Linked DNA regions of Homo sapiens: region 2 is linked to region 1. Evidence: read pairs that join two places in POLR2A ChIA-PET (ENCODE). Cell type or tissue: MCF 10A. All regions are shown on one strand. Each heading gives the region's core, and the rest is flanking DNA. Links, peaks and the distances in the headings are about the cores only.

What was found. ChIA-PET counts read pairs that join two places held together with the same protein. Peaks named below come from ENCODE experiments on the same cell type or tissue, not always from the same donor. Only the 100,000 strongest peaks of a DNase experiment are listed, where the experiment ranks them.
Region 2: POLR2A ChIA-PET joins it to region 1 with 12 read pairs; 8 of 35 experiments call an interaction of 5 or more read pairs at or near these places.

The regions. Positions count from the first base shown.
Region 1 is chr9:130,773,345-130,785,587 of GRCh38, reverse strand. LOC124902288 (a long non-coding RNA gene) reads left to right here. Exons shown (of 3, transcript XR_007061823.1): 3 at 2,794-2,920. It also overlaps a transcript of ABL1 not described here. Among named protein-coding and RNA genes, the nearest start is that of ABL1, 56 kb to the left of the region's middle. In MCF 10A, for the core only: no CTCF peak of the experiment used is centred there; DNase peaks (open chromatin) are centred at 4,217 and 4,527.
Region 2 is chr9:130,707,472-130,719,714 of GRCh38, reverse strand. It overlaps LOC128092248, which reads right to left and starts at 6,089. Exons shown (of 1, transcript NM_001414901.1): 1 at 5,991-6,089. The coding sequence starts at 6,089. The coding sequence ends at 5,991. It also overlaps a transcript of ABL1 not described here. RefSeq lists a silencer at 6,365-7,004 and an enhancer at 6,642-7,318. In MCF 10A, for the core only: no CTCF peak of the experiment used is centred there; a DNase peak (open chromatin) is centred at 6,994.

The sequences.
Region 1 (12,243 bases), core at 1,341-9,340:
AGCAAATGAACAAAGTGTCTACTACTTAGAGCCCACTATATTACTATGTGTCTTAAAAAGGGCAGGTAGAGTGAAGAGGGAGGAACTAAGAACTTAGGAGAGCCTCCCCCAACCCCAAAGCTGAGATTCAGACTCTTCAGAAAGGGCACAGCTCCACAGGAACACACAGCATGCCGGTGGCAAACATGCTTGTCAGAGGGCGTGATCCAGAGCTGGCCCAGGGCAGCAGCCCACCACGTGGTGGAGAAACTCCCTGCAGGGTGTGTGTGGTTGGAGCTGGTGCACGGTACCACCCACTGGGCTGTCTATGATGGCTGATATGTGTTTCTGGGCATCTTGCACGCCAGTCCACTGATACTCACTCACCAGTGAAAATCAGCACACTGGGAAAGGACGCCCTCCTCCCACCATGACCTTGCCATGTCCCTCCAGCACTCTGTTGACAAAGCCTAACACCTCGCCAGCAGGCAAAGGAAAACTGTTGACAGAGTCCAGTTCCCATGTCACGAAACATGGCAAAGCAGAATGGATTTGGAGATAACAAGCAAGAAATTGATAACTAGCACAGGTGGGGAGAGGGTAGACTGGTCGTCAGGTTGAAGGGAAGGCACTGGGGCTTTTGCCCCACTTCCTAATTGAAACTCTAGGAGAAGACCACCTCGCAGATGCAACCTTCCACTCATCCCAACACGGATGGCTACAGAATAAAATGGCCGTGTTGCATGGCCTTATGCAGGGGAAGCATCTCGGTTTTAGCACTCTAAGCCTCCTGTAGCTTAACTAGTAAGAAAGAGAGTGAAGTTCCACTTGGAAGCCATGACATCTGCTGCAGGGTGAATGTACCAAAAGGAAGCAAGGACAGTTCCCTGGCCCTGATGGAGACAAAAGAAAAAAATTCAAGACCACCAACCACACTTCAGGGGATACCTGCGAAAGGCCCAGGGACCAGACCAGACCAGACTAGATGAGCAAAGGCAGCAAGCATAGGCCAGGGCCTCCCTCACCTCCACAAAAATCTCACAATCCCCCAAGACCAGATGCTGGTTTTTAATGGGGGATGGCAGGATATATGAAAAAATCCAGAATTTACCCAAAAGATACTGTTTAAGCCAAAAGAATATAAGACCTTATTAACTGGCCAAAATACCACTCTTTGCTTCTCCCCATTTCTAGATGATGACTTATGAGGAAGACAGATTGGTGATTTTTTTAAATGCTGTAATTTCTCTGCACAGCTAAGTAGCAGTATATAAACCTATAACCCCACTATATTACTATATGTCTTTAAAAGGGCAGGGGTTGGGGGGACAAAAAAACACAGAAATTTGTATATTCGTAGAATATTATACTTCTTCAAATCGAAGATGCCACTGCAAGAGGTGCCTTTATTTTATGTATCACTAAATCATGTGCCAATTAAACCATGGCATTATATTGCTTTTAAGATGTACCCTGATTTTAGAGATTTTTTTTAAAAATGAGAAATAATGTACATTTTAGAATCAATTAAAGTGGCCCTGGAGAAATACAGAAGAAACTAGCAAGATGGGACTTACTGTTTATCAAGCGTCTTTTCTTGGTTGCTTGAATTTCCTTACCTTGTGGACGTTTTCTTAAAAACACACATGCACAAGCTGGGTGCTGTGGCTAATCCCTGCAATCCCAGCACTTTGGGAGGCCGAGGTGGGCAGATCACCTGAGCTCAGGAGTTCGAGACCAGCCTGGCCAACATGGTGAAACCCCGTCTCTACTAAAAATACAAAAATTAGCTGGGCGTGGTGATGCCCGCCTGTCATCCCAGCTACTCGGGAGGCTGAGGCAGGAGAATCGCTTGAACCCAGGAGGCAGAGGTTGCAGTGAGTGGAGACTGCGCCACTGCACTCCAGCCTGGGCGACAGAGCGAGACTCTGTCACAAAAAAAACAAAAAACAAACAAACAAACAAACAAAAAACACATGCACAAACTTCCACAGTGTTCACCTTAAATTCTGTCCTTAGAAGACAGCCTTGTCATTCTCAATTTGAGGGGAGACCTTACATTCCTACCTAGACACTTTCTAATTCCAACAAATATTTCTAATTCACAGCCACTTACATTCAAATCCAAATGTAATCTACTGCTCGACTTTGCAATTCAGGATATATCCTTTTGGTCCCCCGTTATCAGAATACATCTTTATGAACTAGCAAAGGATGCACTCCCTAAAGCTCTTGTGATTACTGCCAAGCTAAGTGTCCAAGCTAACACAGAGTAAACAATCACAGCCTCCATCTCATCAGGTCTCCAGAGTTCACATCAAGGATGCCAAAAAAAACACACAATTGATTTAATATTCCACACGAGAGTTACACTTAACACTGGGTGGTTATTTTTTACTTCACAGAAGTCTTCAGCTCCATGAATAACTCCACAGGCCATCTAATCCATCTTAAATTCACCAAATGGGTCATAATTAAAATATTACTGATACCTGGAGGATTCTGAATATGGACTGTATATCAAATAATGTTCCTGGATCAGTGTGGATTTCCTTAAGTGTGGCAATGATGTGATGGTGTAAGAGAGTGTTCTTGTTCTTGGCTATCGTGAGTATATAGCCAATTTCCAAGTGGACTGGTAAAAGGGAAATGTTTCTATGTAAGAGAGATAGCAAGTGTTAAGAGTTGATGAATCTAGGTGCATTGTTCTTTCAACTTTATAGGTTTGATGATTTTCATTGGAAATGTTTAAGAAAATAAAAACAACAATAAATGCTCTTGGTAAGTACAATCTGTCCTTCCCAACATCCTCAGGGAACAGAATTCCACAACTTCCCACGAAGCCAATCCAGCTGCAGCATCTTAGCAAGGACAGTCACCACCACAGCGGCAGCAGCAGCAGCTAACAGATGCTGGGGCTCTGCGCAGGCATGCTAAGACCTTCAGCGCATTATATCTTGGCATGTTCTCATTAATCCTATGAGGTGGGTGTGTGTTATCAACATTCACATCTCACAGGTGTGGGAGCCAAAGCTTCAGAGGGGTAACACGGTTAATGGTGTGATCCCACCCAAGTTAAGGGGAAAGCCAGGATTTAAAACTGGGTAGACAAACTTTGGAGCCCCAGGCTCTAAATTTACCCCTACCAGTCTCTTCAAACTTGGGTCAGGATCCATTCTTAGTCATGAGATCCACTACTAATGAGTCACAGCCTATCTTTTTCAAAATGAAATAAAATAGAAAATATCGGCCAGGTACAGTGGCTCACGCCTGTAATCCCAGCACTTTGGGAGGCCAAGGCAGGCGGATCACTTGAGGTCAGGAGTTTGAGACCAGCCTGACCAACATAGCAAAACCCCGTCTCTACTAAAAATACAAAAAAATTGGCCAGGCATGGTGGCGCATGCCTGTAGTCCCAGCTACTTGGGAGGCTGAGACAGGAGAACTGCTTGAACCTGGAAGGTGGAGGTTGCAGTAAGCCGAGATCACACCACTGCACTCCAGCCTGGGCAACAGAGTAAGACTGTCTCAAAAAAAAAAGAAAAAGAAAAAGAAAATATCACTCACTGTGCTCCACAATAAGGAAAAGTACTAATCCAGACCTTCTTCAGCTGTATATGTACATATATGCATATGTGTGAATGTGATGTATATACGTACATGTATGTGTGCATATGTGAATGCTAAGTCATAACTGAATATGTATTCCTCATATGGGTCACAATGCTTGAAAGCCACTGCATTATTCTATATTACCTCCTCCTCTTCTCTCATTTCCTGCCCAGAAGCCTCACTGTTTAGGAAACTAAATGGGGAAAAAAAAAATACAGATTTAGATGGTTAAGGGGAGAATTCCACTGGGAATTATCTAATCTCAAAATAAGCCAAAATAATATACTTTTAGTACACACTAATAGATAATAATGCAGCTGGCAAATCTGGTAATATAAAAGACATATTTTCAAATAGGAATTTGGATAATCCCCTTGGTGTTTGTTACAGTAAGATGTTATCTGGAATTCTATTAAAAGATTATCAATTTAAAAGTCAAGCTGAAACTGCATATATAAATATGGTCAATGGTTAAAATCAGAGGAAGATTCTTCTCTGGCAATTCTTCTCCACTGAAAATCCAAACGCATGTCAACATGACTGAGGGTCAAGAATGTTCAAAGAAAACTATTGTGACATTGCGGGAGGAGTCCAAAAGCAGCTAAGAGTGCGTGTGTGCCTGAGGGTGGGGATGGGGCACCCACACGGGCAAGTGAGAGGTGGAGAATTACTGTACCAGTGCCCTCCCAAACCAATCACCCTACTGTGTATCCTGTTTCAAAAGGCTAAATGGGAAAAGCAAAGAAAAAAATCATTCTACATGTGTTTAAGGTACGCCACTCAAGAAGGGTTTTCTGTGAATTAATCTTACCATTACCAAATGAAGTCATAGGAAGAATGTGCTATGTCTTTAAATCCATGGCTATTTTTCATTCCAAGTTTCTGTTTGGGGCCATTACTGCTCTCTTGGGACTGCGTTGACTCACTGCGTCTTCAGAATGACGCAAGTGAGGTTCTCTGCACAACTTCAAAACAGGCTGAATATATCCAGCAAAGGCTGGCTTCAGAGCCAACAGACCAATCAGGCACCCATTTGCAGAGTCGCTAGAACCAGGCAGGAGATGGGAACACTCTCCTCATTTTCAGTTTCATTAGGGTCTGATCACCTTCTTCAACAGGCAAAACAATTTGACTGTCTTAAAACAATCTTTTCTTAATTTGCCCGTTCTCTTTAGGACCACATTTCCACCTTCACTGCCCACTCAGAATCCTATCTACTTTCTTGGACTTACTTGGTCATATGGTAAGAAAAGAATGGAAACAAGAATTCCAGCCCAAATGTCTCCAGTGCTGAGTATCCCACATTTCTGGAGCTCCCTCCTCTCAACTTTTTTTTATCTAAATAAAAGAAAACTCCTCCTTCCTGGTGTCAGCCAGGCAGAGGAGAGAGGGAGATGAGGGAAGAGGGAGGAGAAAGGGGACAATTCGCCTAGAAATAGCAGGTACGAGTACAGATACGAGGTGAGCACTATCCAAAAACGAAAGTTGCAAGAGTTTTCATCTGGAGACTGGTCAGATCCAGACAGCTCCAAGATCAGCCCCAATATCACAAAGGTAAATATGGCTTCATCTGCATGGCCTGGATCCAGATAACCTCAGCATCACCTGGTTCACCGTATGGCTTCTTCCTAAAACAGCCAAAAGCCAGAGGAAAATGTGTTTGCTTTTTTTTGAAGTGGTTCACAAAATGGGCTGTTCAATTTCTTTTTTGAGACTGAGTCTCACTCTGTCGCCCAGGCTGGAGTGCAGTGGTGTGATCTTGGCTCACTGCAACCTCTGCTGCCTGGGTTCAAGCGATTCTCCTGCCTCAGCCTCCAGAGTAGCTGGGATTACGGGTGCCTGCCACTGCGCCCGGAGTATTTTTTTGTAGTTTTTAGTAGAGAAGGGGTTTCACCATCTTGGCCAGGCTGGTCTTGAACTCCTGACCTCGTGATCCAGCCACCTCGGCCTCCCAAAGTGCTGGGATTACAGGCGTGAGCCACCGCGCCCGGCCCAGGGCTGCTCACTTTCACACAGTGCTCTTTTTAAGAACATCCAAATTATAAAAGGCATCCATGGTGCCTGAAAGCAGAGTGGCTCTATTAATACAATGGCAGAGCAGCTGTAACTAATTAAACCTCTAGTAACCAAGCTAGCTGTCAGGTTTGCCCGCAGTATCCCTCAAAATCAGATGCAACTTCACCATATTTCTGTCTTATCCTTACCAAGATAATAGCTACCTAAAAGCATCAAGAGTATGACATTTGTTTTAAACCTAAAGTAACTCCCCACATAACACGTTACTTATATGGCATATAGGTTTGCTGTGTGTGCGTTTCTGGAGCAGCCTTGTTTGTTTAGTCAAGGCATTTCACCATCAAACATACCATTGCCAATCCAGTTCCCTCTAGAAATTTATAACCTCCCCCTCCCCAAGCATAAAGGGCTAAATGTATAGAGGACTAAACAGTATGAGGTCTTTAGCGTTGGGGAATAAAGACTTTAATATATCTCAAGATTTTACAGACTTTGTTTCAGAGGTGAAATGTACTGCGTTATGCCATAAATCAGCAAGCCCTAATGTCAAATAAAAAAATGGTGGGGGGCAGCACAGAGGCAAGAAGGATGGAATTTTTATAGTAAACAACCTTGCCATCATGAACGATGACTGTTATTAAACTGTGCTGCTGCTTTTCCAGTATCTTTCTTTCTCCCTCTGTGGATCTTCGTTGCCCTAACTACCATTTGACTCATCTTAACAAATGGCACACACATCTCCGGTGCAGTCGCTGCCACTCTGTGACTCCAGATTGGCTTTCACTCACCTGGCAGTGGCTTAGGCCAAAGACTGTGATCACCTCACAGCTGCAGGACTCTTCTGCACACAAGTAATTAGAAACTGATTCTAAGACGACATTCTTTAAAAGCCATAGTTCTTATCAGTATCTGATAATATTTAAATCTCACTTATCCTAATTCTCGATTAACTGGAAAGTTTTTCTTCCCTATTTGCCACAAATGTTTTTACTTTCAAGGAGAAAATGAAAAAACTGCAAAATACAAGGGACTTTTAAACAATTCTAAACAAGTTAAAGCTAAATCTCTAGGGGTTAAAGTATATTTGGTTGAATGGGCTGTGTTTTTCCTACCCGTAGGAATCCATAATATCACAGGAATTGAAATGATGCCTCTGGGGCTCCCGGTCAAGATGGTGGACTGAGCACATGCACTCATCCCCCTCCTGCCTGTGACCCCTTTAAATTACAGCCAAGGAGTAAAAAAGGTATAAACCACGACAATGGTGAGAACAGAGAAGCTGTCATCATACTAGATATTTCAACAAACTGGGGGATCTGAAAGTGGATGGGCAAGCATTGCTTGGCAAAGGAGAGCAGAGGAATTCACAGGTGAGGATCAAGCCCATCTGCCCAGAAGAGCCCCAAACATGAAGATGGCAAGTGCAGTGGAGGAAGGGAGTGAGACACAGAGGGCGGGGGAAAACCAGGGATCATACGTCTGTATATGAAGCGGCAGCCAGCCAAGGCACACGCCTGACCCACTTCTCCACCTCCTCACCCCCAGCAAGGAGGGGTCTTCTCTGAAGAACATAAAGTTTGGAAAGTATTAATGCAGTGTGTCAGTGTCCCAACACAAAGCCCTGAGAGGTTCCTCAATTCCCCTGCTCACAGTCTAGAAAGTACTAATGCAGTGAGTCAGTGTCCCAACACAAAGCCCTGAGAGGTTCCTCGATTCCCCTGCTCACAGTCTAGAAAGTACTAATGCAGTGAGTCAGTGTCCCAACACAAAGCCCTGAGAGGTTCCTCGATTCCTCTGCTCACAGTCTAGAAAGTACTAATGCAGTGTGTCAGCGTCCCAACACAAAGCCCTGAGAGGTTCCTCGATTCCCCTGCTCACAGTCTACAAAGTACTAATGCAGTGTGTCAGCGTCCCAACACAAAGCCCTGAGAGGTTCCTCGATTCCCCTGCTCACAGTCTAGAAAGTACTAATGCAGTGTGTCAGCGTCCCAACACAAAGCCCTGAGAGGTTCCTCGATTCCCCTGCTCACAGTCTAGAAAGTACTAATGCAGTGAGTCAGTGTCCCAACACAAAGCCCTGAGAGGTTCCTCGATTCCCCTGCTCACAGTCTAGAAAGTACTAATGCAGTGAGTCAGTGTCCCAACACAAAGCCCTGAGAGGTTCCTCGATTCCTCTGCTCACAGTCTAGAAAGTACTAATGCAGTGTGTCAGCGTCCCAACACAAAGCCCTGAGAGGTTCCTCGATTCCCCTGCTCACAGTCTACAAAGTACTAATGCAGTGTGTCAGCGTCCCAACACAAAGCCCTGAGAGGTTCCTCGATTCCCCTGCTCACAGTCTACAAAGTACTAATGCAGTGTGTCAGCGTCCCAACACAAAGCCCTGAGAGGTTCCTCGATTCCCCTGCTCACAGTCTAGAAAGTACCAATGCAGTGTGTCAGCGTCCCAACACAAAGCCCTGAGAGGTTCCTCGATTCCCCTGCTCATAGTCTAGAAGGTACTAATGCAGTGAGTCAGTGTCCCAACACAAAGCCCTGAGAGGTTCCTCGATTCCCCTGCTCATAGTCTAGAAGGTACTAATGCAGTGTGTCAGCGTCCCAACACAAAGCCCTGAGAGGTTCCTTGATTCCTCTACTCATTAGTCCAATACTGAAACCAGCCAATGGACAACCCCATCCACATATATAGGACTCCCAACACCCCTTCCATTCCCATGTTCTTAAGCATGAATGGACAACCAGGATTACCAGACTGCTGAGGAAAGCCTAGAGCATCACAGAAAAAGACCAAGATGAACAGATTATCCTGAAGGAAACAGATAATTCAGGAAACTGGAGATAATCCAAACTACAAAAAACCGTAACTCATATCCTCAGAGAGACCCATAAAGATTATATGCCCAGAAATCAAGAATGTGATACTAGGAGAAGGATTTTTTAAATAAGAGCTGTGGTAGTTAAAAAGTATGACTGCCAAAATAAAAAATTAATAGAAAATAAGTGAAAAATACTCAAGGAAAGAAATCTCCCAAAATCCAGAAAAAAAGACAAAGATCTAGGAAAACCAGCATTAAATTAATAAGAGTAAAGAGGCCAGGCATGGTGGCTCACACCTGTATCCCCAGCGCTCTGGGAGGCCGCGACAGAAGGATCGCTTGAGCCCAGGGGTTTGGGACCAGGCTGGGCAACATAGGAAGAACCCGTCTCAAATTAAAACCAAACAAAGAATAAAGAGCCCCCTCTAAGCAGCACCTCCCTTGTGGCTTCTGTAGCTTGTCTACACTAGCCCTGCAACTCCCCCCAGCTCCTCCAGGGCTACCAACTTCACACCAGCCTGTCCACCAACAGGCAGCCCCCAAAGACCTCAAGAAAAGAGTCACCACAGCTGCTGCTTTTTTTTTTTTTTGAGATAGAGTCTCACTTTGTCGCCCAGGCTAGAGTACAGTAGCACGATCTCTGGTCACTGCAACCTCCGCCTCCCAGGTTCAGGTGATTCTCCTGCCTCAGCCTCCCAAGTAGCCACCACGCCCAGATAATTTTTGTATCTTTAGTAGAGACGGGGTTTCGCCATGTTGGCCAGGCTGGTCTCGAACGCCTGACGTCAGGTGATCTGCCTGCCTCGGCCTCCCAAAGTGCTGGGATTACAGGCATGAGCCACCGCGCCCAGCCTCACCACAGCTTTTTAGGTTAACTTGAAGCTCACTTAATTGAATTTCACAGAGGATTGAGTATTAACAGGACTCAGGACTCTAAAGTTTAGCTCTGTTATCCCAAGGCCAGCTTTATGATTCCTGAGTGAGCTGCCATGTGATACCACATGACTAATTCTCTATTCATTCCACTTTTTCTTTTCCCTCACTATTCTTTCTTGCATTGCAGACATTCTTCCTTTTTGGATCATTTTCTCTTTTTTGAAAGTATAAAAGTTCCTTTGTGAGACCGTGCTGGAGACATCAGTTTTTGTTTATCTGAAAATGTCATTATCATGCTCTCATTACTAAATTATATTTTAGCTAAGTTTAAAATTCTAGGTTGACAATAATTTTTCTCTCAGCGCTTTTAAGATACTGTTCCACTGTCTTCTTTCTGGTTTCCATCGTTGCTGTAGAGAAGTCTCCTTTGAGTTTAATAGGGTTCCTTGGGAGGTAATCAGTTTCTCTCTGATTGCTTTTAAGATCTTATTTTTGTCTTTGGTGTTCTATTGGCCTTATATTTGGAGAAGACTTTTTTTTTTTAATTCCACGTGGGATTTGCTCTGATTCCTGAATCTAAAGATTCTTGTTTTTCACTATTCTTGGAAATTATTTAGCAATATCTCCTCAAATATTGTCTCTCATCTGTTATCTCTATTGACTTCTTTTCTCTCTCCTTATAGGCTTATATTTTAGACTTCTGTCTCTCTATGCTGCGTTTTGTATAATTTCTTCAGCTTTATCCCTCAGTTTACTAAATCTCTCTTCAGTTGTGTCTAACTTGTTAAACCCATCCACTGAAGTTTTAATTTCACTGATCGTAGTTTTCATTTCTTTTTTAGTTCTTTTTCAATTATTTGATTTTTCTTCATAGGATTTTAGTCCTTACTTGTTTTCTATTTCACATTTTATTTCTTTAAATGTTTTTAAACCAGTATTTTATATTCTGAATCTGACAGTTTTTATATCTAAAGCTATAAAGTACTATAGTTCTACTGTTCATTTTCCTGCTCTGTGATGCAAGGTTGTTTGTTTTCTCATGTTCTTAGTTTTGGATTGTGAGATCATGTTTGGAGAAGCTTTATCTTTGGGAATCTGGTGTTAAGACTGAGAAAAAGATAGATATAGTCCAAGAGGATATGCATTGACTTCTGCCAGCTAACTAGGAACTGTAGTAATCTAGGAACTCTAGCAACCTAGTATCTCTCTAAAATAATGTCTCTTCTTGGAATTTCACAAACTACAGAGGCCAGGTAAATTCAAACAAAGTTTAAAAGAAGGCATGCTTAGAATAAAAGTTATCTCGGGAGGTTTTTGTTTCCTCTCACTCAAAGTGCAGACCAAATCAGACAAGTTTCTTTCTCTTTGTTTTCTTTCCTTTCTTTCCTTCCTCACTTCCTCCTTCCCTCCCTCCCCCACTTTCTAACTTCCTTTCTTTCTTTCTTTTTTGAGATAGGGTCTCACTTTGTCACCCAGGATGGAGTGCAGTGGTGCAATCTCAGCTTCGGCTTCAACCTCCTGGGTTCAAGAGATACTTCAGCCTCAGCCCCTCAAGTAGCTGGGACTATAGATGCACGCCACCATGCCTGGCTAATTTTGTTTGTTTGTTTGCTTTTTGTTTTTGTTTTTTTAACAGATGAGGTTTCTCCATGTTGCCCAGTCTGGTCACGAACTCCTGAGCTCAGGCAATCCGCCCACCTCAGCCTTCCAAAGTGCTAGAATCACAGGCATGAGCCACCGTGCCTGGCAAGTTTCTTTTTTAAATATTCTGCCAACAGCTTATTCTTTCTAGTCTATCATTTTGCTCAAAGTGTAGCCAATCAATGATCTTAGCTTTATAGGGCAGTCTGAATTCCAAGTCCCTGTCTACTCATAGGCCCAAGATTATGTCTCCAGTTCCCCAAACAGCAGCCCTTAAGACTCAAGTGTCATCGACAGCTACCATATGACCAGCGATCCTGCTCCTATTTACCCAAAGGAAAAGAAAGCAAATGTCCACACAAAGCTTTGCTCATACTGCAGGAAAAAGGCAAAAAATAAAAGTAAAAAAGATATGTTCATATGTGTTCTAGCAGCTTTATTTGTATTAGCCCAAAAAGGGAAACAAATGCCCATCAGCAGATGAATAAACAAATTATGGTCCATCCACACAATGGAATAGTACTCAGCAATAAAAAGGAACAAATTATTGATCCAAAAACATGGATGAATCTCAAGATAATTATGTCAGGCAAAGAAGAGTACATAGTATATGACTGTATTTTCTAAAATTTTATATAAATGAAAACTAATTTATGGTGACAGAAAACAGGTAAGTATTGGACCGGGAAGGAGGTAAATCAGGGAAGAATTACAAAGAATCATAAGGAAACTTCTGAGGATGATGGGCTTTTCACTATCTTAATTGTGGTGATCGTTTTGTGGGCATATACATATAATTTATCAAATTGTATACTTTATATATGTGCAGTTTATTTTATGTCAGTTATACCTCAATAAAACTATTGGGGAGCCGGGCACAATGGCTCATGTCTGTAATCCCAGCATTTTGGGAGGCTGAAACAGAAGGACACTTGAGCCCATGAGTTTAAGACCAGCCTAGGCAACATGGTAAAACCCCAAAACCCCATCTCTACAAAATGAAAAAAAAAAAAAAAAAAAAGAGTTAGCCAGGCATGATGGCCCACACCTATAGTCCCAGTTACTCAGGAGGCTGAGGTGGGAGGATCACTTGAGCCCAGGAGGTCAAGGCTTCAGTGAGCCATGATTGCACCACTACACTCCAGCCTGGACGATAGAGCAAGACCCTATTTCAAAACAATAGCAACAAAAACAAAACATTGGGGGAAAAAAGCATCTTGATTACTGAAATTAGCAAACAATGCCAAGACGTTTACAGTTTTGGCTTGTCTTTCTTATTTTCAGCTCATCTTTTATTTTTTATTT
Region 2 (12,243 bases), core at 2,637-10,636, 67 kb after region 1:
GCAAACAATCTGTAACACAAAATAACATGGTATTCCCTTAGAAAAAGAATACCCAGGGTCCAAAGAAATTGGTTTGTCTTCAGACACAACTTAAGCAAATTCTTTCATAAAAAGGGATCTGAAAAAAGTGACAGGTTGGGCTGTCATCAATTCAGTTTTTATTTTTATTTATTTATTTATTTTGAGATGGAGTCTCACTCCGTCGCCCAGGCTGGGAGTGCAGTGGCGTGCAATCTCAGCTCGTTGCAACCTCGACCTCCTGGGTCTAAGCAACTCTCCTGTCTCAGCCTCCCGAGTAGCTGGGACTACAGGCACCTGCAACCACGCCCAGCTAATTTTTGTATTTTTAGTAGAGACAGGGTTTTACCTTCTTGGTCAAGCTGGTCTCAAACTCCTGACCTCAGGTGATCCACATGTGTCAACCTCCCAAAGTGCTGGGATTATAGGCATGAGCCACCGTGCCTGGCCTCAGTTTTTAAATCTTCGAATTTTTCGTATTATAAGATAACCCAAGTTTGTTGTAAAAAGACACTTGGAACATCACACAAACCAAAAAGAGAAAGTTTTCTCCGATTCCACCTAAAGCTCCAAGTCCCTAGAGATAAAAATTTCGGTGTAAAATCCTTCCATACTTTTTTTTCCTGGACATACACAAATAAACAGATATTTTTGTTTTACAAAAATGGGGCCATACCATAAATAATGATTTTCAAATTGCTTTTTTTCTACTCACCACAACACAGACATCATTCAGTGTTAGTACTTCAGCAACAAACATCCCTATGTGCCTTCTTGATAGACTTTCCATAGCAACAGTTCTCAAACTTTGTTTTGAGATGGGGTCTTGCTCTGTTACCCAGGCTGCAGTGCAGTGGCGTGATCATGGCTCACTGCAGCATTGGCCTCCCGAGCTCAAGTGACCCTCCCACCTCAGCCACTCAAGTAGCTGGGAACACAGGTGTGATAACACGTCTGGCTAATTTCTTTTGTTCTTGTTGTAGAGACAGGGTCTTCTTATGTTGCCCAGGATGATCTTGAACTCCTGGGCTCAAGCAATCCACCTGCCTTTGGCCTCCCAAAGTGTGAAATTACAGGCATAAGCCACAGTGCCTGGCCTCAAACTTTTTAATCTCAGGCCCTTGTCACACTCTTGAAAAATAACCGAAGGCCCCTAAGAGGCTTAGTTTGTGTAGGTTATCTCATCAATAGTTACCACATTAGAAATGAATACTGAAATTTAAAAACATAATTATTCATTTAAAAACAAATATTTTTATTACTGGAAAATAACTGTTTTCTCCCCCCAAAACAGACTTTCTAGATAACCGTAGATATTGTTCTTTGATGCTACATCAAAACATGGTAAATGGTAGTTTCTTTTTTTTTTTTTTTTTTTTGAGACAGAGTCTCATTCTGTTACCCAGGCTGAAGTGCAGTGGTGCGATCTCAGGTCACTGCAACCTCTTCCCCCGGGGCTCAAGATATTCTCCTGCCTCAGCCTCCTGAGTAGCTGAGATTACAGGTGCATGCCACCACGCCCATCTAATTTTTGTATTTTTAGTACAGACGGGGTTTCATCACGTTGGCCAGGCCAGTTTCGAACTACTGACCTCAAGTGATCCGCCTGCCTCATCCTCCCAAAGTGCTCGGATTACAGGCGTGAGCCACCACACCCAGCCAGGAATTTCTTTTTTTTTTTTTGAGACAAGAGTTTCGCTCTTGTTGCCCAGGCTGGAGTGCAATGGCGTGATCTCGTCTCAATGCAACCTCCGCTCCGGGGTTCAAGCAATTCTCCTGCCTCAGCCTCCTGAGTAGCTGGGATTAGAGGCATGTGCCACCACGCCCGGCTAATTTTTTACTTTTGGTAGAGACAGGGTTTCTCCATGTTAGTCAGGCTGGTCCTGAACTCCCGACCTCAGGTGATCTGCCCACTTCGGCCTCCCAAAGTGCTGGGATTACAGGCGTGAGCCACTGTGCCCGGCCTAGCCAGGAATTTCTTAAAGGCTGGCTGCCTTTAAGAAACTCTACCAATGAACTGTATTTTTTTTTTTTTTTACCCCCCAGAGACACGGTCTCCCTCTATTGCCCAAATTGGAATGCAGTGCTGTGTTCATGGCTCACCGCAGCCTCGACTCTTTGGCTCCAGTGGGAGCTTGGCTAATTTTTTAAATTTCTGTAGAGGTAAGATCTCACTAGATTGCACAGCTGGGTTCGAACTCCTGACCTCAGGTGATCCACCTGCCTCGGCCTCCCAAAGTGCTGGGATTACAAGCACGAGCCACAGCACCTGGCCTCCATTTTGCACTTTGAATGGATCTTTAACCTGTGCATGATTTTATATCATGCATTGATCATTTAGAAAATAATGGTTTGGCTGGGCACGGTGGCTCACACCTGTAATCCCAGCATTTTGGGAGGCTGAGGTGGCCAGATCATTTGAAGTCAGGAGTTCAAGACCAGCCTGGCTAACATGGTGAAACTCCATCTCTACTAAAAATACAAAAATTATTCACTTGTGGTGGTGCATGCCTGTAATCCCAGCTACTCAGGAGGCTGAGGCACGAGAATTGCTTAAACCTGGGAGGTGGAGGTTGTAGTGAGCCGAGATCATGCCACTACACTCCAGCCTAGACAACACAGCAAGACTCTGTCGCAAAAACGAACAAAAAAGAAAATATTGATTTACTGATTTATGTAGATCTTCCAAATAATACATTTCATTATAAGATATTAAAATATGGCATCTGTAAATATTACCACCAATCTCTATATCACAGAGGCAGATAAAAATTCTCCATTAGCCAGGCATGGTGGTGCACACCTGTAATCCCAGCTACTTGGGAGGCTGAGGCAGGAGAATCGCTTGAACCCGGGAGGCAGAGGTTGCAGTGAGCCGAGATTGCACCACAGCACTCCAGCCCGGGCGACAAGAGCGAAACTCTACCCCGAAGAGGAAAAAAAAAAAATTCTCCAAAATCCTAATTTTCACTGGAAAGCTAAAATTTCATCATTGGCAACAAATGCTACCTGTTGTTTTCTTTGAAAGATTCCTTCATACACTTTTTAGTCTGAATAACCATAGTTTGTCATAGTTTCAAGTAAAAATGGCAGTCCATGAAAAAAGTGGCTAGTTCAGTTTGCAACCCAACCACCAAAGTGCTTTTCCTGGAGATAATCATTATACTTTACTGTACAGAAGTGCTTGATGCATACCCCCCTTTTTAACCCACAGAATATTAAGAAGACATACACAAGGGTCAAAATGTAATAAAATTAATAATTTTTGCTGCTTCATCAAGGTATTGTCCAGTGAAAACTAGCCAGGCGCAGTGGCTCACTCCTGTAATCCCAGCACTTTGGGAGGCCAAGGTGGGTGGATCACCTGAGGTCAAGAGTTCAGGACCAGCCTGGCCAACATGGCGAAACCCCGTCTCTACTAAAAAATACAAAAATTAGCCGGGCGTCAGTGACGCGTGCCTGTAGTCCCACCTACTTGGGAGGCTGAGGCAGGAGAATCGCTTGAACCCAGGAGGCAGAAGTTACAGTGAGCCGAGATCGCCACACTGCACTCCTGCACTCCAGCCTGGGTGACACACAGAGACTCTGACTCAAAAAAAAAAAAAAAAAAAAAAAAAAAAAAAAGGACATTTTTCAGTGAAAAGTGGATATATATGTGTGTGTGTGTGTGTATATATATATTTAGTTTGTTTAACTGTGAGTGCACGTCATGAAGAATGCAATGACTACAAGTATAGTTAGGTGCCACAACCCTGAATCATGCTAAGACACCTGCTTTACTTTTGTACCATTACTGCAAACGTCAACACAGCAAAAGAGACAAGACCTTGGTACTCTATTAACAAGAAAATAGTTTTAGCCTCTCAACCCCTGAAGAGATATCAGGGACACACAGGGAACTACACTGCTTTCTCTACTAGCTTCCCAGAATGGGATTACTGGGTCATTGGCACGTACATTTCAAATTCTGATAAGTTCCGCCAAAGCTCTCCAAAAAGTCTGTTCCAATTTTCACTATGTAAGGTGCATGATCATCACTAGTTAAAATGTAAATAATTCACTTTTTAAATCCTGAATTTGGGAACCATCATAACAACACATTACCATATTTGCCTGCCTAAAAACAAAGCTAAAATAGAACTAATGTTTCAAGGCAAAGTAAAATCCAAGCACCCGGATTTATTTAGATGAAGTGAATATTTTCCCGTAAGAAAGTAAAACTTCAGCTGTCAAATGCAAGTTCATCCAACAGAAGCCTTTGTTGACTGCAGTCACCCAATGTTGGGGTATTTCTGAATGAATTTCAAAGTATAAGCCACTGGCACACTTCATACGTTTGCTTATAGGATAGGTGGGCTCAACTGATTTTTTAATATAAAGGACACAATCCAAAAAATGTCAGGCTGCAACAGTACAAACAGTAACCCTAATTAACTGGTTATAGACATCAGTGTAAGCCGACCCTTAGCTTTAACTTCGCACAGAATTACTGGACATGAACAACATAAAATGTACGGGCAGCATTCAAATGCCAAATATGTTCATAAAAATGTCACAGATAACCTTTATTGGCCCAAATATCATTCTAAACAGGGAGAAGACAGGATGAAAGCTTCATCAACGAGGAAGAGATTACTCCTTATGGAAGGTAAGACAGAAGCTGTCTATCTAAAATTCACAAGGAATGCTGCTTCCCCACTTGATTTTTCCCACATGGCTCCAAAGTGAGTATTTTCAAGTCCTACTTACGAAGGAAAAGGTCAAGGATATTAGCGTCAACCAGTATCTATGATTCTTAACTTTCTCAGGAACACAAACCACTTTGAGAATATGATAAAAGCTCTCTGTAGACAAAGCAGTAAAGAATCCATGCTTGTCAGAAGAGCCCACGACTTCGGTTAGAGCAGAATCATAGAACCAGGGACCCTAAGAAACCACTGAAGTCCAGCCCCTCAGGAAACTAAAGCCCTGGAACAGTAAAGTGGCTTGTCCAAGGTCAACAGTGAATTAGCAGAGGAATCAGGCAAGAAATAAGCAACTCAAATAGATTTTGAATAAAGCCGAAGTCACGAAGTAACTTTTTCTTATACAAAGAAAGTTCCACTAAGAGATAACTACAGTAACAAATTTATTAAGTGGAATTGGAAGGAACTGTCGCAAGTACTGTTGTTCAAAGTTCCTTGAAGGCCTAAGATGAATGCATGAGGAAAACCATGAGCAGAAATTTTGAAAAGCACTCACCATGTTCCACAAAAACATTGCAGTGTGGACCCCCATGCCTCGATGATTCCTTCTTCCCTGCTCCTTTGATAAAATGCAGGGCAGGCAAGCTTGGCCTTCTTTGGTCCCCAAGTACTTTTCCAGGCTGCTGCCCCATAAAGTAATAATAGGTACCCCTTTCCAGAAGAGGGTTCAAGATCTTCCAGAACGGTCAGCGAGCGTAGAGGGAAATGGCATATACGTGGGATTTCACATTCGCTGCATCTCCACAAGTCAGCAATTGAAGTCAATCACAGAAAGACATCTTCCATAACAAAAGGAAGCACTTTTTTTAGGTTGACACTTGCAAGCAGGAGTTCCAATTATTTTCGCGGTTATCAATTTCATGTAATTGCAATGTTACCCAAAAGTTTCTTGATTTGTTTTAAACGGGCTGAATAACAATTTCTTTTCAAGAAGAAAAACCTAAACAGAAATATTCACAGGGGATGCTGAAAAGGGTCAATAATGCTAGTCATTTCAATTCTCACACATAAAGGAAACGCTGATGGTCTTTGGCTACTCCTCCAGAACTTTTCCTGTGGAAGTCACCAACCCCCTATCTTAGCTTCTTCATCTTCCAACAAATTTCCTGCCGAACTAGTGGCCGCTCTCGCTTCTCTGCTTTGCTCTCCGGAAAAGGACACGGGTCACCCAGATTTCAGCGAGTTTGCCCTCGACTCTGACGAAAAGGAATGCATTGCCAGCAACTTTTAAGTCCGCTTTTTAAAAGGCCTGTGGAACCAATCCAGACTTTTCCTTTGCATTAAAGTTTTTGGCTGAGCTGAGACTAAGGGGGCCGTAGGTGACATTGGAAGAAGTCAGGGCATTAGAGGCTCGCGGGAGCCACCTTGGGGGAAGGGGAGACCCCTTGACAGCAAGGGAGGGATTTGAATGGGAGGCTCCGTGGCCAAAGTTGGGGCCGGGATCCGGAATAAGGGGCGGCTTGGGGCTGAGGGAAGCTGTCGGGGCGCGGCACGGGCAGCTTACTCCGGGGCGACGCTCTTCCACGCCTCAGAAAACGGGGTGTCCCAAGCTGGGGGAAACAGACCACCCGCAGTGTCCCAAAGCCGGGGCGGGGCTGTAAGGGACGAAGGACTCTCGCGGCCCAGACAGCGGAAGGCGGGCCCCGTGTAGAGGAGGCCCGGCCGCCTCAGCTGCCCCAAGCCCGGGGGTCTCTGCCCGAGACACCCCCTCCCCCGGCCCCGGACGCTGACACCACCACCGCCCTCAGGCAGTCACATCTCCCGAGCTCCGCCGAGGGACCCAGCCGCCCCCCGCCGGTAGGGGCCGTGGACAGCGGAGGGGCTCCTCAGCCGCAGGACCCGGGAACCGGCTCCGGCTCCAGCGCTGCTCAGGCACAGACACCAAACCCCGCGGCCGCCATGATGGATTACGAGCCGCTCCACAACGAGGCCAGGCCCCGCCCTCGGCCCCGCCCACGGCGACGTCCGGAGCCCGCCTCGAGGGGACCCGGATGCCCCAAGAGCCGCTTTCCCGGGACACCGCCGCCCCTCCCGGCTCTGGTCCCACTGCCTGCGAAAGCCCGGCCCGGCACGACCTTTTAAATGTGGCTTCTCTGAGCGCAAGGTGAGTGGTAAGGAAGCACCCGCCTCCTCTGTATTGCCATTGGCCTCCGAGAATCCGGGTCAGGCCTCTTTCCTCCGTCCCATTGGCCGGTGGGAGCAGTAGGGTTGGATCTCCCAGCCAACCGTGTTCGGCGCAGTCCGCGGTGCGTGCCGGGAGTTGTGGTCCCATGGCACGCGCCCGAGTCCGCCTGCACCAAGACTCCTGGCCCGGGCCCCGACTTCTGGGGCTCGGCCCCGCCCTCCTGGGACCTGGTAGATTCTTGCCGGCCTAGCGTAGGCCGGACCGCGTCTCCCCGGCGCGAGTAGTGAGACCTGGAAGAGCCAAAGCGAGGGAAAAATTGCGGATTGGATTTTCCTGGAAGCGGAGTCGGATAACCTCCTTCAGTCTCTAAGGGAGAAAATTTGGCTCGCTCCTAGAAACCAAGGTTTTTGATGCCTTTCAAGCCCTTCACCCTCCAAAAAGCATAAATATTAGAACTAGCGGGCCGGGCGCGGTGGCTCACGCCGGTAATCCCAGCACTTTGGGAGGCCGAGACGGGCGGATCACCTGAGGTCGGGAGTTCGAGACCAGCCTGACCAACATGGAGAAACCCCGTCTCTACTAAAAATACAAAATTAGCCAAGCGTGGTGGCACATGCCTGTAATCCCAGCTACTCAGGACGTTGAGGCAGGAGACTCGCTTGAACCCGGGAGGTAGAGGTTGCGGTGAGGCGAGATGGCACCATTGCACTCTAGCCTGGGCAACAAGAGCGAAACTCCGTCTCAAAAAGAAAAAAAAAAAAAAACTAGCGAAGAAATATACAGACATAGGGAAAACATCCGACATGTTGCTAACGAATTCAACTGTTTCTTTGGGCATTAGGAGGCTTACTCATTACAGAAAAGGCATTTGTTGGGTTTGCCAGGCGCTATCAGATGTTTGCCCCAGAACGAACCTTTAACATTATAAACATTTCACAGGTGGACACGTGTTCACATGAAAACATCCTCTATATTAGCCGAGAAAATGCCCAGATGGTTGGGTTTAGCAAGTCGGCAGAACCAATGACCTAGATGTGCCAAAGCCACACCTAACAAATAATCCATGTTCTGCGACTAAAAAGCACCTTGGTCCCTATTATAGGCTCTCCACGCCTCCCCAGAGCGCTGCACCTGACAGGCATCCCATTTCTCCCTTTCCTTCCTTTTCTTTCTTTTCTTTTTCCTTTTCCTTTCCTTTTTTCCTCTTTCTTTCTTTCCTTCCTTTCTCTTTCCTTCTTTCTTTCCTTCTCTTTCCTTCTTTCTTTCCTTTTTTTTTTTTTCAGATGGAGTTTTGCTCTTGTCGCCCAGGCTGCGATGCAGTAACAGGATTTCAGCTCACTGCAACCTTCACCTCCCGGATTCAAGCGATTCTCCTGCCTCAGCCTCCCGAGTAGCTGGGATTACAGGCATACACCATCACACGTGCCTAATTTTTGTATTTTTAGTAGAGACAGGGTTTCACCATGTTGGCCAGGCTGGTCTCGAACTCCTGACCTCAAGCGATCCACCCACCTTGGCCTCCCAAAGTGGTGGGATTACAGGCGTGAGCCACTGCTCCTGGCCCGAGATCCCATTTCTAAGGAGGGATCCACTTATCACAGCTCCTACTTTACACCGAGCACTGTTTACACTTTCCATAAACTGCATTATCTCATGTAATCCTCACTATAGCCCAGTGAGGCATGTAATACTATTCCCCATAATACAGATGGGGAAACAGAGATGTGACTTACCTACCCAAGGTCACTTGGCCAATGTGTGACAGAGTCACAATTTCATCCCAGACTGACCTTGCTCCAAAACCCATGGTTCCCACTGTACCATTCAGTATCAAAAACCTGTTGATCTGAGACCACTGATTTTTCACAAGTTGCTACTGATATCGGAGGAACAGCTGCACGATGAGTGTTGTACATTCAGCTATTATATTAAGTATTTTAGAAATATTTCTGTCGCATTGAAAGATGACACTTATTTTTGATACTGGTTTCAAGAGGAATTAGTTACTTGGAAGGTACGGAATGGAAAACATGAAAAATTGTGCGTAGATTTAGAACTGGAATTTATAAATTCAGATGTGATTTGGTTTAGCTTTGTTCTCTCACAAAATTATCTGGCTGACAATCTTAGTTCTGATCTGTAGTGTCATTCTTCAACTGTGAATGCCCTTGTTCTGCTTTATTTACCCATTATTTATTATTTACTTATTTATTTTGAGGCAGTCTTGCTCTGTTGCCCAGGCTGGAGTGCAGTGACACGATCTCTGCTCATTGCAACCTCCACCACCCAGGCTGAAGCGATTCTCCTGCCTCCCAAGTAGCTGGGATTACAGGCACATGCCACACACCTGGCTAATTTCTGTATTTTTGTAGAGATGGGGTTTCACCATGTTGGCCAGGCTGGTCTCAAACTCCCGACCTCAGGTGATCCGCCCTCTTGGCCTCCCAAAGTGTTGGTATTACAGGCATGAGCCATTGTACTTGGCCTATTTACCCATTATCTTATCCTGATTATATCCTAATTATTCCTTCTGGAGATTGTGCTTTCTTTTTATTCCCATTCATACTTTAGTCATTTTCTCCAGATTCTTTTTTTTTTTTTTTGAGACGGAGTCTCGCTCAGTCGCCCAGGCTGGAGTGCAGTGGTGCAATCTCAGCTCACTGCAAGCTCCGCCTCCCGGGTTCACGCCATTCTCCTGCCTCAGCCTCTGGAGTAGCTGGGACTACAGGAGCCCGCCACCATACCTGGCTAATTTTTTTTGCATGTTTAGTAGAGACAGGGTTTCACCGTGTTAGCCAGGATGGTCTCGATCTCCTGACTTCGTGATCCACCCACCTCAGCCTCCCAAAGTGCTGGCATTACAGGTGTGAGCCACCGCGCACATGCTTTATTCTCTAGTTTAGCTTAAAATTGAGCAGTCAAATCAGAACCCCTAATACACATTTTTTTAAACTAACAATTCATGGCCGGGTGCGGTGGCTCACACTTGTAATCCCAGGACTTTGGGAGGCCGAGGCAGGTGGATCACTTGAGGTCACGAGTTTTGAGACCAGCCTGGCCAACATGGTGAAACCCCTCACTACTAAAAATACAGAAATTAGCCGGGCGTGGTGGCATATGCCTGTAATCCCAGCTACTTGGGAGGCTGAGGCAGGAGAATTGCTTGAGTCTGGGAGGCAGAGGATGCAGTGAGCTGAGATTGCGCCACTGCCCTCCAGTCTGGGAGACAGAGACCATGTCTCAAAAAATAAATAACAATTCACTTAAGAAGCATTTATTGAACATCTGTATGTGAAGCACTGCTTTAGGTGCTGAGACACAGTGGTGGGGGAAGAAACCCACCCTTGTCCTCATGGAACCTACATGGAAGGATGGGCAATAAGCAAAATAACAATCCAAACAAAAGATCAGCCTCAATGCTGGAATTAAATTTCTGGGTCCATAAACTTTCAGTCAGTCCAGTCCATCCTCTAAAGGACTGCATTATGACACCTCCCTAGAGCTTAAATCTACATTGATTCACAATTCAAAGGGGCTTCATCAAGTCCCTTTAATTCTGAGTTCATTTCTTCACCCGTAAATGGAGGTCATAGCTTACTTTACAAGGGTTTTGGGTTTTTTGTTTAATTTGATTTGTTTGTTTGAAGACAGGGCCTTACTCTGTTGGCCAGGCTGGAGTGCACTGGCACAATCTCAGCTCACTGCAGCCTCGACTTTCTGGGTTCTGGTGATCCTCTGGCCTCAGCCTCCCAAGTAGCTGGGACTACAGGGACATGCCACCACACCTACGTTTTTTTGTTGTTGTTGTTTTGTAGAGACAGGGTTCATGAGGATCAAACTAGATCTCATTTGGTTTTCCACAAAGATTGGGACTATGCTTCCTGGGAGTCACAGCAGAGGTCAGCTGCACCTGATCTAAAGCCTTATCCCTAGTTTTCCACTTTGCCATTTTCTTGTTTTAGGTGAGCCCCATGCCCAATGCCCAGACTCTAGTATTTTTTTCTAGAGATGCACTGTATTTTTTTTTTTTTTTTTTTTTTTGGAGACAGAGTCTCACTCTGTCACCCCGGCTGGAGTGCAGTGGCACGATCCCGGATCATTGCAACCTCCACCTCCCGGGTTCAAGCGATTCACCTGCCTCAGCCTCCTGAGGGATTACAGGCACCCACCACCACGCCCAGCTCATTTTGTATCTTTAGTAGAGATGGGGTTTCCCCATGTTAGCCAGGCTGATCTCAAACTCCCGACCTCAGGTGATCCGCCCGCCTCAGCCTCCCACAGTGCTGGGATTACAGGTGTGAGCCACCGCACCCGGCCAATGCACTGTACTTTAAAAATGCCTGTATAATACTGTAGAATGATACTTTTTTTAAAAACCGAGGCACAGTCTCAAGAGGTCCTGAGAACATAGGCCCTGAATGATACTGTTAAGGGCTTAAAAACTAGAATCCAAAGCCTGGCAAATGCCTGACAATCGGAAATAAATATTGCTTGGCTGGGTGTGGTGGCTCACACCTGTAATCCCAACACTTCAGGAGGCCAAGGCAGGCAGATCACCTGAGTTCAAGAGTTCAAGAGCAGGCTGACCAACATGGCGAAACCCCATCTCTACTAAAAATATAAAAATTCAGCTGGGCGCAGTGGCTCATTCCTGTAATCCCAGCACTTTGGGAGGCTGAGGCGGGCAGATCACGAGGTCAGAAGATAGAGACCATCCTGGTTAACACAGTGAAACCTCGTCTCTACTAAACATACACAAAATTAGCTGGGCATGGTGGCACGTGCCTGTAGTTCCAGCTACTCAAGAGGCTGAGGCAGGAGAATCGCTTGAACCCGGGAGGTGGAGGTTGCAGTGAGCCAAGATTACGCCACTGCACTCCAGCCTGGGTGACAGTGAGACTCCGTCTCAGGAAAACAAACAAACAAACAAACAAAAAAATTAGCTGGGCGTGGTGGTGGGTGCCTGTAGTCCCAGCTATGCAGGAAGCTGAGGCAAGAGTATCACGTGAACCCGGGAGGCGGAGGTTGCAGTGAGCTGACATCCCGTCACTGTACTCCAGCCTGGGGGATAGGGCGAGACTTTGTCTCAAAAAAAAAAAAAAAAAAAAGTAATATTGAGTAATATTGTCATATATTGAATAAATCCCTTCAAGTTCATATATCTTCATTAAAAGTGATTCAGTTAAAGCAACCCCCCAAGTTGCTAAAGGGATTCAGTACCATGTAAAGATTTCAGTTTATTCCATTAAAAAAAAAAAACACAAAACACCTACTGGAATTACACTTAACAATGGCGCCCTCTAGTGGGCCACTGCAAGGAAATAATCACCAATAATTGCTTTTAGATAAGCAATT